Linked DNA regions of Mus musculus: region 2 is linked to region 1. Evidence: chromatin loops called from intact Hi-C (ENCODE). Cell type or tissue: heart. All regions are shown on one strand.

Region 1 (5,000 bases):
CTTTGTTCATATCTGGGTGGCAGGCAGGTTCCAGGGTTAGTAAATACAGATTTCCTGCTGCGCTGCACATGCATAATCTATTGTAGGCTGCTAGTCAGACTGTTCTGACTCACTTCTCCAACACAGCTTCTCACCAACCTCTTTCTAATGTTTGGCCTCTGTTGGTGAACCTTGTTAAGGCCAATCGTTTTGACAGTTGTTGCAGAGTAATGATTTTTACATCATTTTGCAAGAATGCCAGTGGTCTTGGCACTGTGTTATAAGCATGAGTTCTGTTTTCTCCTCCATGTATTTGTTTATTGATTTATTATGGACCCATAGATGCTAGAATGTAAATGGACTATAAGTTACTATAGTTATTTCTTGGTATCTGTGGAGAGGTGGTTCCAGGAGCCCCTGAGATATTAAATCCTAACACTGCATGCGATCTGTATCTCCTCCATGCCTGTCCTATACTTTAGGCCACTTCTTGATCACTTATAATGCCCAATAACCTAGAAATGCTAAGGTCTGTTGCATCTACAGATGTGGGGCTCATGTGGGAGGGATGGCACACTCCACTTGTTTATTTTGGTTCTCTGTGCTCTATGTTTGGCCAACAGGAGCTCCTTCCCCTGTTCCTGTGACATTCCCATAGGTTTTGAGTCTTTCTTTTCTTCTGGCATCACAACATGTTCCTGGCTTATCTTGTACTTTCCTCTCCCAGCCCTGAAGTCAGCCATTCCTTTAAAGCACTCTAGTTTTCTTTATTAGTGAACAGCATTGCAGAATGTGTCTGCCTGCTAGTGGGTGCATTACAGTTTGGTCTCTGGTTTTTTTCTACCTTATTCTTTGTAACTATTACTCTTCTGGGTATTTAGCAGAACGATTATATACCTATGGCCATACCGACAGATGTTGGCACTGTTTTCAGCTTATTCCTATTCCCAGAAAGTTTCAGTGACCACTCTGGCACACACTCCTTGGGCATCTGTAACTGACTCTATGAGGGATATATTGATCATGAGGTATGTATTCAAAATTGTACTTGATACTGCTGTCTAGTTCTGTGACTGAATAATCAGGTGGGAAGGCATCTAATACCTCTCAGAGGTTTTGCTTTTACACAGAGCAAGCAGTGCCAACAGCCACTTGTCTTCACTGGCGTGGACCAGCTCTGTAAAGCATGGAGCTGTGCAGATGGCCTTCACAGGGACAGAAGGCATTTGGAAAGCTGGTCAAATGAAAAAAGTGGTTCCTAAGTGAGGGAATGGAGCAAGCCTCAGGCAGTAGCTCTCCACTTCCCAGCCCTCTCCTGGGTGAGTCTGTTGCTTGTCTTGGGGCTACTCCTTCATTTGCAGCCTTTGCAAGAGGCCTTCGGAGATAGGATGATGATCTCCTGGCTTCTCCTGAAGGCCAGGAGAAATCTGATCAGATTTCACACTAACAGTTCTTGTCAAATTTTATCAGGGCTGAAGTAAACATTTTATGTTATGCTAATATTTTATTGTATTGAGACACCATCTCATTATATAGACCATCTCGTTATATAGACCAGGCTGGCCTTGATCTCACAAAGATCCACCTGCTTCTGCCTCATTGATGCTGGAATTAAAGTGTACACCACTATTCCTAGCTTCATTCTCATTTGAAACAAGATCTTCCTAGCCTTCCACCTGGATTCTTTTTGCCATAGCCTCCCAAGAGCTGGGTTTATAAGCCTGTACCATCAGACTTGGCCCAAATGCTTTTCTTAAAAAAGCCATACCAAGATACTAACTCAGCTCACCAAAAACTCTTAACATCGAAGGAAAAAACACAGAGCATACATGGCTATAGATGGAAACCCAGCACAACACAGGGTATTGATATCAAGATCAAATGTGGAGCTGCAGTCAGAGGCATGGAGGGAAATAAAGACAGCAATCAGGTCAGGGCAGGAAGGTGGACTGGGTCTTGGCAGTGTCTGTAAAAAGAGGCATGCAGAGCTCTCCTCTGAGATGCAAGCGAGGTTTCTGCTCACCGTGAAGGGGCCTCTGTGGAAGGAACATGCAAAGAGCACAAGGGATTGAAGTCAGAAACCTGGAAATGCCTGTAAGTCAAAAGTGGAATTTTTCTGGATTTGAAGACATCTTGAGGGTGGTCTCTTCCTCTTAGACGGAGACAAGATTTGAGGATTTCTTGTACCTCCCCAGGTTGGATTAGGCTCGGTCAAGTCTACTATATAGGGTTGACTTGAGGCCAGCTGTCCACACAGGTCCCGCCTTGCCTCTCACATCCACTTGAGCCTTCCCCTGGGGGAAGGGACTTCCAGGCAGTGGCAGGTAAACTTAGGAAATTATTGAATCTAATTCAACATTTTATCCTATTTCCTTTATGTAGTTATACATGTATGTTCACATATGTGATATAGATCTCTATCTATCTATTTATCTATGCACAGATATTTACATATCTACTTTTTCTTTTGACTAAACTTTTAAAAAACACCATATGTCATTATATGTTTTGAAGACAGAAACTCTGTATGTTATTTAGATGGAGTGAATTTATTACCCCATGGTAACCCTTATCTTCAAGGAGTACACTCTAACATCTCTAGTTGGTACGAAAAACTGTAGAGAGAACTGAACCTGGTGTGGACTGTCTTTGTTTTTATACATACATGCCTGTAGTAAAGTCAAATTTACAAGTTAGACCCAGTAAGAGATTAATAGCAATCACTAATAATAAAATAGAACAATTTTTACACTATGCTATAATAATATTTGTGAGACTAGGCAGTATCTCTTGAGAGGGACAATTATTAATATTTTTGACTGCTTTAAAAAAACCTCATCTAACTGAAACTACATACTATATGTGTGGACTATATGTGTGGCTATAACCTGTTAAGTAGGCATAAGACTGTTAGCCAGTAGAGTCAAAGGGACCCCCTAAATAAGCCAACAAGAAAATTATTAAGAAATGGCTACTATTCCAAGGACTAGAAGAAAAGGGCATGAGTTGCTCTGTGTCCCTGTGGACAAGCATGGAGCTTGGTGGCTTAGGAACTGGGGGCTGGAACTCAGCAGCTGGATACAGCTGTTGCTCTAGGAAAGCACTACAGCTACCAGGAAGGGAAGGTTACTGCTAGGAACAGAGCAGGGACAGGAAGGAGCAAGAAGCAGCAAGTGTTTCTTCCTCCAGCCTGGCACTCCCCTGCCACATCCCGCTTTGGAAAAATTTGCAGTGGGACTTGTGGGTCCCAGCTTGGCAGTACAGATGAGCCAAGTATGGTTGTCTGTTGCTGTCCCAGGAGCATGGTTCTGGTACTCCCTACAGTCAGCAAAATCTGCAAATGCTCCACTGCCATGTATGAAATGGAGTGGTGCTCATTTATAACCTCTAATGTCCTCCCATGCACTCTAAAACCTCTTTAGATGCTCTCTTCTGCCTGGTGCTAAGTAGATGCTGTGAAAGTGGCTGTCCTGTTGTACAGTTTAGGAAATAACAAAATCCTATATATGGTCAGTGTAGACACTTGGTCAGTCTGCTATCGATTGAACCCACCGACCTGGACCTACTAAAGGCTGACCTTACAGAAAAGGAGCCTGGAGCAGAAAAACAGTGTTTTAGTGAGTGGAAGAAAGCATAGACACTTGAGTACATGCTTTCTTGAAGAAGAACATTGTTGTCTACACGTGGAGCACTCATTACCCTGACTGAGCAGTGCACATGCCCTGGGATTGCCTGTCACTTCTCCCAGATGTTTTTGTGGTTGAGATCTGTGTTTTTTCAGGGATTAGGATTCAGTCATGTCTTCCCCACTGCATTTACCTCATTAGCTTCTCTTATTCTAGACCAGTCTACCCCAAACCCCCTTGTTTATAAAGGCTTATGATAATAGATCAGAGCAATCAAGTTGTACAAAGTCCTATATTCTGAAGATCCAACTCCTCACGGCAATTTAAAAACTGCACTCTAATTTTTAAAAATAATTCCTGATAGTTGTAGTAACTTAGAAGTTTCCTTTAAATTGATTAGATCTCTTCAGTCATTGTCAAGAAGACAGATCCACCATGGCTTAAGGCAGGGTTAGATCTCAGCAATCCCACTGTTGAACATGTCAGTATGACTGCTGAAACACAGCAGGTTAAATGTGCACTGCGTGTGTGCAGGCTCCAGAAGACCTCGGCTGGGTTTCACTTGGAGGGGAGGTCTTGGTTGTCTGTCAGAGTGATGCACACCCGACTGGGAGCTGTGGCATGTGGCTATGGCACAGCATCAAGGAGAGAGTGTCATGCTGTGTGCCACTAGCCCAAGAAAAGGCCATAGTTCAACATTCAAAGTGCCATTATTGAGTGTGTGTCATTGACACAGCCCTAGGGAGTTGAAATGTTGCCAACTGGATCACCCTAAGTTGGACATTGTGCCTCACAGAAGGCAGCCTTGTGGTGTGTGTGTCTTAGCAGAGGAGTCATGTGTAATTTTTGAAGATCCCAACTTCAGACATGGCACCTTAGCAACAAAAGCCAGATGATTCTCGGAGTGATGGGGAAGATAGGACTGCATACCTTAACAGGCACGGAAGCTAGTGCTAGTAGAGCTTGCCCTGGTCCCGTGCGCTATGCTCTCCTCTGCCACCCCACGTGCCGTGTGTGTGTGTGTGTGTGTGTGTGTGTGTGTGTGTGTGTGTGTGTGTGTGTGTGTCTGGACTTAGTCTCTGCTGGTAGAAGCTGTGTTCAGAGTGGGTATCATCTCATTCCCTTAACTCTAGAATTGAGCTGGTGTTAGGTCTAGCCTTAACCAACAGGAGAACAAAAGTCATGGAACAGAGGCTAGAAAGTGCTTGCCTTCTGGGGCTTTCCCCCTCCTGCTGATGGAAGAACACGTTGGCAAAGAGCCTGAGCTAGCCAGCTGGACAGACCATACAAAGAGAATTGGGGTATCCTTGACAAACAGTATCCCAGTCTCTAACTGGACCACAAGAGCAAATGTAGGTGAGACCAAAGGAAGACAGCTTCCCGAGTCCATTTGAC
Region 2 (5,000 bases), 150 kb after region 1:
ATGCCCCTCAACAGAGGAATGGATACAGAAAATGTGGTACATTCACACAATGGAGTAACTACTCAGCTATTAAAAAACAATGAATTTATGAAATTCTTAGGCAAATGGATGGATCTGGAGGATATCATCCTGAGTGAGGTAACCCAGTCACAAAAGAACACACATGATATGCACTCACAGATAAGATAGCCCAGAAACTTAGAATACCCAAGATCCAATTTGCAAAACACATGAAACTCAAAAAGAAGGAAGACCAACGTGTGGTTCCTTCTTAGAATGGGGAACAAAACACCCATGGAAGGAGTTACAGAGACAAAGTTCAGAGCAGAGCCTGAAGGAAGGACCATCCAGAGACTGCCCAACTTGGGGATCCACCCCATAAACAACCACCAAACCCAGTCACTAAGCAGATGCCAACAAGAGCCTGCTGACAGGAGCCTGATATAGCTGTTTCCTGCGAGGCTCTGCCAGTGCCTAACAAATACAGAAGTGGATGCTCACAGTCATCCATTGGATGGAGCAAAAGGTCCCCAATGAAGGAGCCAGAGAGCTGAAGGAGTCTGAAGCCCCATAGGAGGAACATCAATACGAACTAACCAGTACCCCAAGAGCTCCCTGGAACTATACCACTAATCAAAGAATACACATGGTGGAACTTGTGGCTCTAGCTATATGTGTAGCAGAGGTTGGCCTAGTCGGTCATCAATAGGAGGAGAGGCTCTTGGTCCTGTGAAGACTCTATGTCTCAGTATAGGGGAATGCCAGGACCAGGAATGGGAGTGGGTGGGTTGGGGACCAGGGGGAGGGGAGAGGAGATAGGGGATTTTTGGAGGAGAAACTAGAAAAGGGGATAACATTTCAAATGTAAATAAAGAAAATATCTAATTTTAAGAAAAAAGAAAAGAAAAGAAAAAGAGTCAGTCATGTGGGGATTGAGGAAATGAAGGGGAAATCCTTAGCCACTGAGGAGATGAGGAGGCCATTTGTGTATCTGTGTGTGTGTGTGTGTGTGTGTGTGTGTGTGTGTGTGTGTGTGTGTGTGGTGTGTGTTTGTGTGTGTATGTATGTGTGTATATGTGTGTATATGTGTTATGTATGTGTATATGTGTATTGTGTATACATGTGTCTGTGTGTCTGTGTGTTGTTTGTGTGTATGTGTGTATGTGTGCTTGTGTATATGTGTGCCTGTATGTATATGTGTGTGTATATGTATGTGTATATGTGTGTGTGTGTGAATGTGTGTGTGCCTATGTAGATGTATGTCTGTGTGTGTGAGTCTGTGCATGTATGTGTCTGTGTGTTGTCTGTCTGTCTGTGTATGTTTTGCACACACATGTGTTGGGAGATCATTTGGAAAGGACAAGAGAAGGCAGACATATCTGATCTTTAAACTGAGATGTGCAGTGTAAACCACCCCTACCGCCCACGACAGTGTCCCACACCAGCACAGTGCAGCTCAGTGTGGAAATGTTGGGAAGGCAGGGGCGTTGATGCTCTGTGCTGTGAGAAAGCCAAGCCACAGAAAGGACCATGGGCTCTGCTCAAATCCCACAAGAAAGACCCCACTATGGCAACAAATGCCTGGTTGTCATGTCACCCCAGTGCTGACTTCTAAAGGAATCAATTCTCTAGCTGTCAAGTGACGTCCTGGCTTTGAGTCTCCATAGGTAAAGGTCAGCAGGAAGGCAGCTCTGACTTCCTAATGCCAAGTGTCACAGGAGGATGAAGTGGCTGCCTGAAGCTGCTACTGTCAAAGTAGTTCCGTGTGAGTGTGTGATCTACCGGGAGCCCAGCGTGGCAGGACAGAAGCCAGGCAGGGGCTAAATGAGAGTCGGAGAGATGAAAGAATGACAGAATACTTGAGCATGCGCATTCATCTCAGAGCATGTGCATTCGTCTCAGCAGACTGCCCAAGCCCTTCTATCATCCCCAGCATGTCCCGGTGAATAGAGAGCACCAGGGTTCTCATGGTGTCTGCAGTCTCTAGAACTACAGACTGGTACCTCCTTCTGAGAGCCCCTGATGTGATTTCTTCTCCACTCCAAACCACTGGCAAATTCGCTAGGAGCTAGAGGCAAGAGGGAAGGTGTGCGTGGGCAGGAAGGGAACACGAATCTCTGGCTTCTGTCATCCACAAGCTAGTTCTCGTTTTCTGCAGAGACTGTGTTCTGAATGGCAACCTCAAGATGCCCGTGCTTAATGTCGGGCAAAAGCTATCCTCTAACTCAGCAGCCCCGCATCTCATCTGGCTGCAGATGCTAAGAAGCTCCTGATGAAGTTCACCTAGAGTCATGGGTGGACGCAGTGTTGGCCGAGGTGGTTTTGTGAGCGCCACCCAAAGCCTTTTGATCTGACCTGCTTGACAATTGATGCAAAAGGCTCTGTCTGTGAAAGGAGGATTTATAGGAAGGTAGGGTTTGCCTGCCTAGACACCACGGTGAGCAATGCCCATCCAGCTTAGGCAGTTGTCTCCCTGCTGAGGACTGCTTTCTGAGGCTCTGTGTCTACCTCTTTCGGAGGAAGATGAACTTGCCTCTTAATTCTTTTTAAAAAAGAAAACGACTGCATTCTGGGGTCTCACTGCTCTTGAAGCTTTTCCTGATGTGTCACCCAAGAAGAGCTGGGCACACTCACTCACTACCGCCTGGCAGCAATGACAAAGGAGGCTAAATTGTACCGTGGACAACAGGATCTTTCAAGAACTTCTCATTGTAAATCAACTTTAAGAGTGCTTCGCCAACTATAGCCTTGGGAAAGGCAGTCCGCTCAGCAATTCCCTTCTTCTGACAGGCTATTCACAAATTCCTGAGCATCTCAGAGCCAAGAAGTATGCAGCTAATTTCTTCTATACAGCCTGAAACCCATCTCAAGTCCTAAAAAGCTTATCAAAGTGTGTGAGCTGGTGCCACCTTTCGGGCATTAGTGGTACTGCAGCCTAGCTCTGTTATAAGTAAATGTCCAGACCTAAAGCATCATAGAGTCGAGAGATACAGTATGTTTTTAAAAATAAAAAATAAAAATCTTTATATGAACATTAGTTGGTATTATTTTGCAGGGAGTGGACTGGGGTTCTTGGTGTTGGAGACAGGAGTCATGGATATGTGTGAGGAGATGAAGACAACTGATTGACAGAAATGTCTTTGAAAAATTCTCTGTGTAGAAGAAACTGATCCAGTCCTAACCCTCCCCCCACTCGCCCCCAGCTGAGAGTTGGCCACCCTGTGCGATACTCCAGGAAGAGCTTGCTCGATGGGAGGTGTGAGCTGTCTTGGTCACACACAGCCAGGATAGTAGGCTCATCCTTCAGAGTGCAGACGGGCCAGAAAGGAGCTGCAGAGCGTCCATGCGCTGTGTAATTCTCAGGAATAACTTTACAGTGGAGAGTAAAGACAGGCAAAGATAAAGCGAAAGCAGTCGCTCGATGCACCTACCAGGGGTCACGCGCATGCGCTGTTCTTATGATGCCTCACAAGAAGGCCGTTCCTTTTGCTTTGGAGTAAAGAAAGCTTAGCAGGCTGTTGTAACTTGTCTGAATTCACACGCCTTATAGGAGAAAAGGGGTGGATTCAAACTCAGGCCTTTCTGAGGTTGCTTCTGAGAGGTTCCTAGGCTACCCCGTTTCTTCCCTGTTGCTGTCACCGAGAACTCTGAAGACAACGAGAATAAAGGCACTTACTTGTCCTTCAGAGCAATGAGTATTGTGCAGTTGGCTCCGTACCAGGTGACGCAGGAACAAAGGAAGCATGGAGAATAATCCCAAGAGAAGCTAAAACCATGACGTCAGCTGAAGAAGGCTAGTTATGTTGTGGGTCTTAGGTTCATGGAAGATTCTTGCTAGACGGTGGCCCCCGCTGTTCGTCATCGGAATGAGAGAGGAGGAATTTGGTCCCAGCAGCAGCCTACAGATGTCTGTATGGGAGGATTTCCTGGTCTTGGAATGGGTCAAGACAGAAAAAAGGGGGTGCAGGGGAGACACAAATGCACACAAAAGCAGAGCCGGGTTGTCTTGGTGTGTGGGCTTTGAAGAAGCCAATGTCAGCCTTACTAATGGGACTCACTGGGCGTGGCCCTCAGGACTGTGACACTGGCACTTGGGGCTGTAATGGAAAAGTGGCCAGATCCCTGGAGAGTCAGCACTGACTACAGTGCTGGGGAGATAAAATCCCCACATTAGTCTTTCACCACTAAATCGTGACAGATCTCAACAAGCACAGAGCACTGTATGGGGGTAGCTCCTAGGACCAGTGTCTCTGGCTCTGCCCCAGGAAGGGCAAATTGTCTAACTTCTATGAAGTTGGTCCCCTGGTCTATAAAGTTGAGCTAAGGCTGTGCTTGCCTAACCTGCATGAAACCAAGGCTTCTGTCCCCAGGGTCTCAGAGAACCAAACCAACAAAACACTGGACCAACCCCGGGGCCCCAGATCAATCAGGATTCTGCAGAGAAGGCCTTGCATCAGCTCAGCGGTTCATGAAGATTGCCTGACATGTTCTTGATGATTGATAGCCAGTCCCTACTCCCCAGTCTCTCGAGTTCACACAAGTCTAAACAAGCTCTGCTTTCAGAGAGGAAAGGCCTTGGTTTTATGTCCTTGGATGAATCCTGCAAGATTACTCTATCAAACTTAGTCAAGGGCACTACTTACAGCTAAAAGGGGTCCGGGGTGGTGGTAATGATAGAAGCCCTCCCCCACCCCAGGCCTGTCAACCCAGATCTTCCTAGACCTTCTAGAGCAAGGGTTACTTACTGTCCCCTTGGGCCAATCTATCTAGTCAATGTTGCCTAGTTGCATTTGGCCCATCTAGGTCACTTGTCCACCTAGAAACAGATTCCAAAGAGACTCTAAATTCTCTTTGATCAAGCTGGCTTCCAATTTCAAGCCCTCTGCTGACTTCCCAGTGGCTTCAGCCAAGTCCCTTAATCTTCCCAAGCTGTGATTGCCTCACCCATAAGGTGGGATTGAAAGCCTTGGGGCTCTGTGCTATGCTTGGAATTAGATTAC

The links. A loop is a pair of places that touch in the nucleus more often than their neighbours do. Peaks named below come from ENCODE experiments on the same cell type or tissue, not always from the same donor. Only the 100,000 strongest peaks of a DNase experiment are listed, where the experiment ranks them.
Region 2: a loop joins it to region 1, with 3 times the contacts of the local background. A loop is called at or near these places in 4 of 42 quality-filtered maps.

What each region holds. Positions count from the first base shown.
Region 1 is chr11:31,461,976-31,466,975 of GRCm38, forward strand. No RefSeq gene overlaps it. Among named protein-coding and RNA genes, the nearest start is that of Gm39672, 47 kb to the left of the region's middle. In heart, no CTCF peak of the experiment used is centred here; DNase peaks (open chromatin) are centred at 716 and 3,066.
Region 2 is chr11:31,612,419-31,617,418 of GRCm38, forward strand. No RefSeq gene overlaps it. Among named protein-coding and RNA genes, the nearest start is that of Gm35063, 2.9 kb to the right of the region's middle. In heart, a CTCF peak has its summit at 2,925 (motif pointing left); a DNase peak (open chromatin) is centred at 3,733.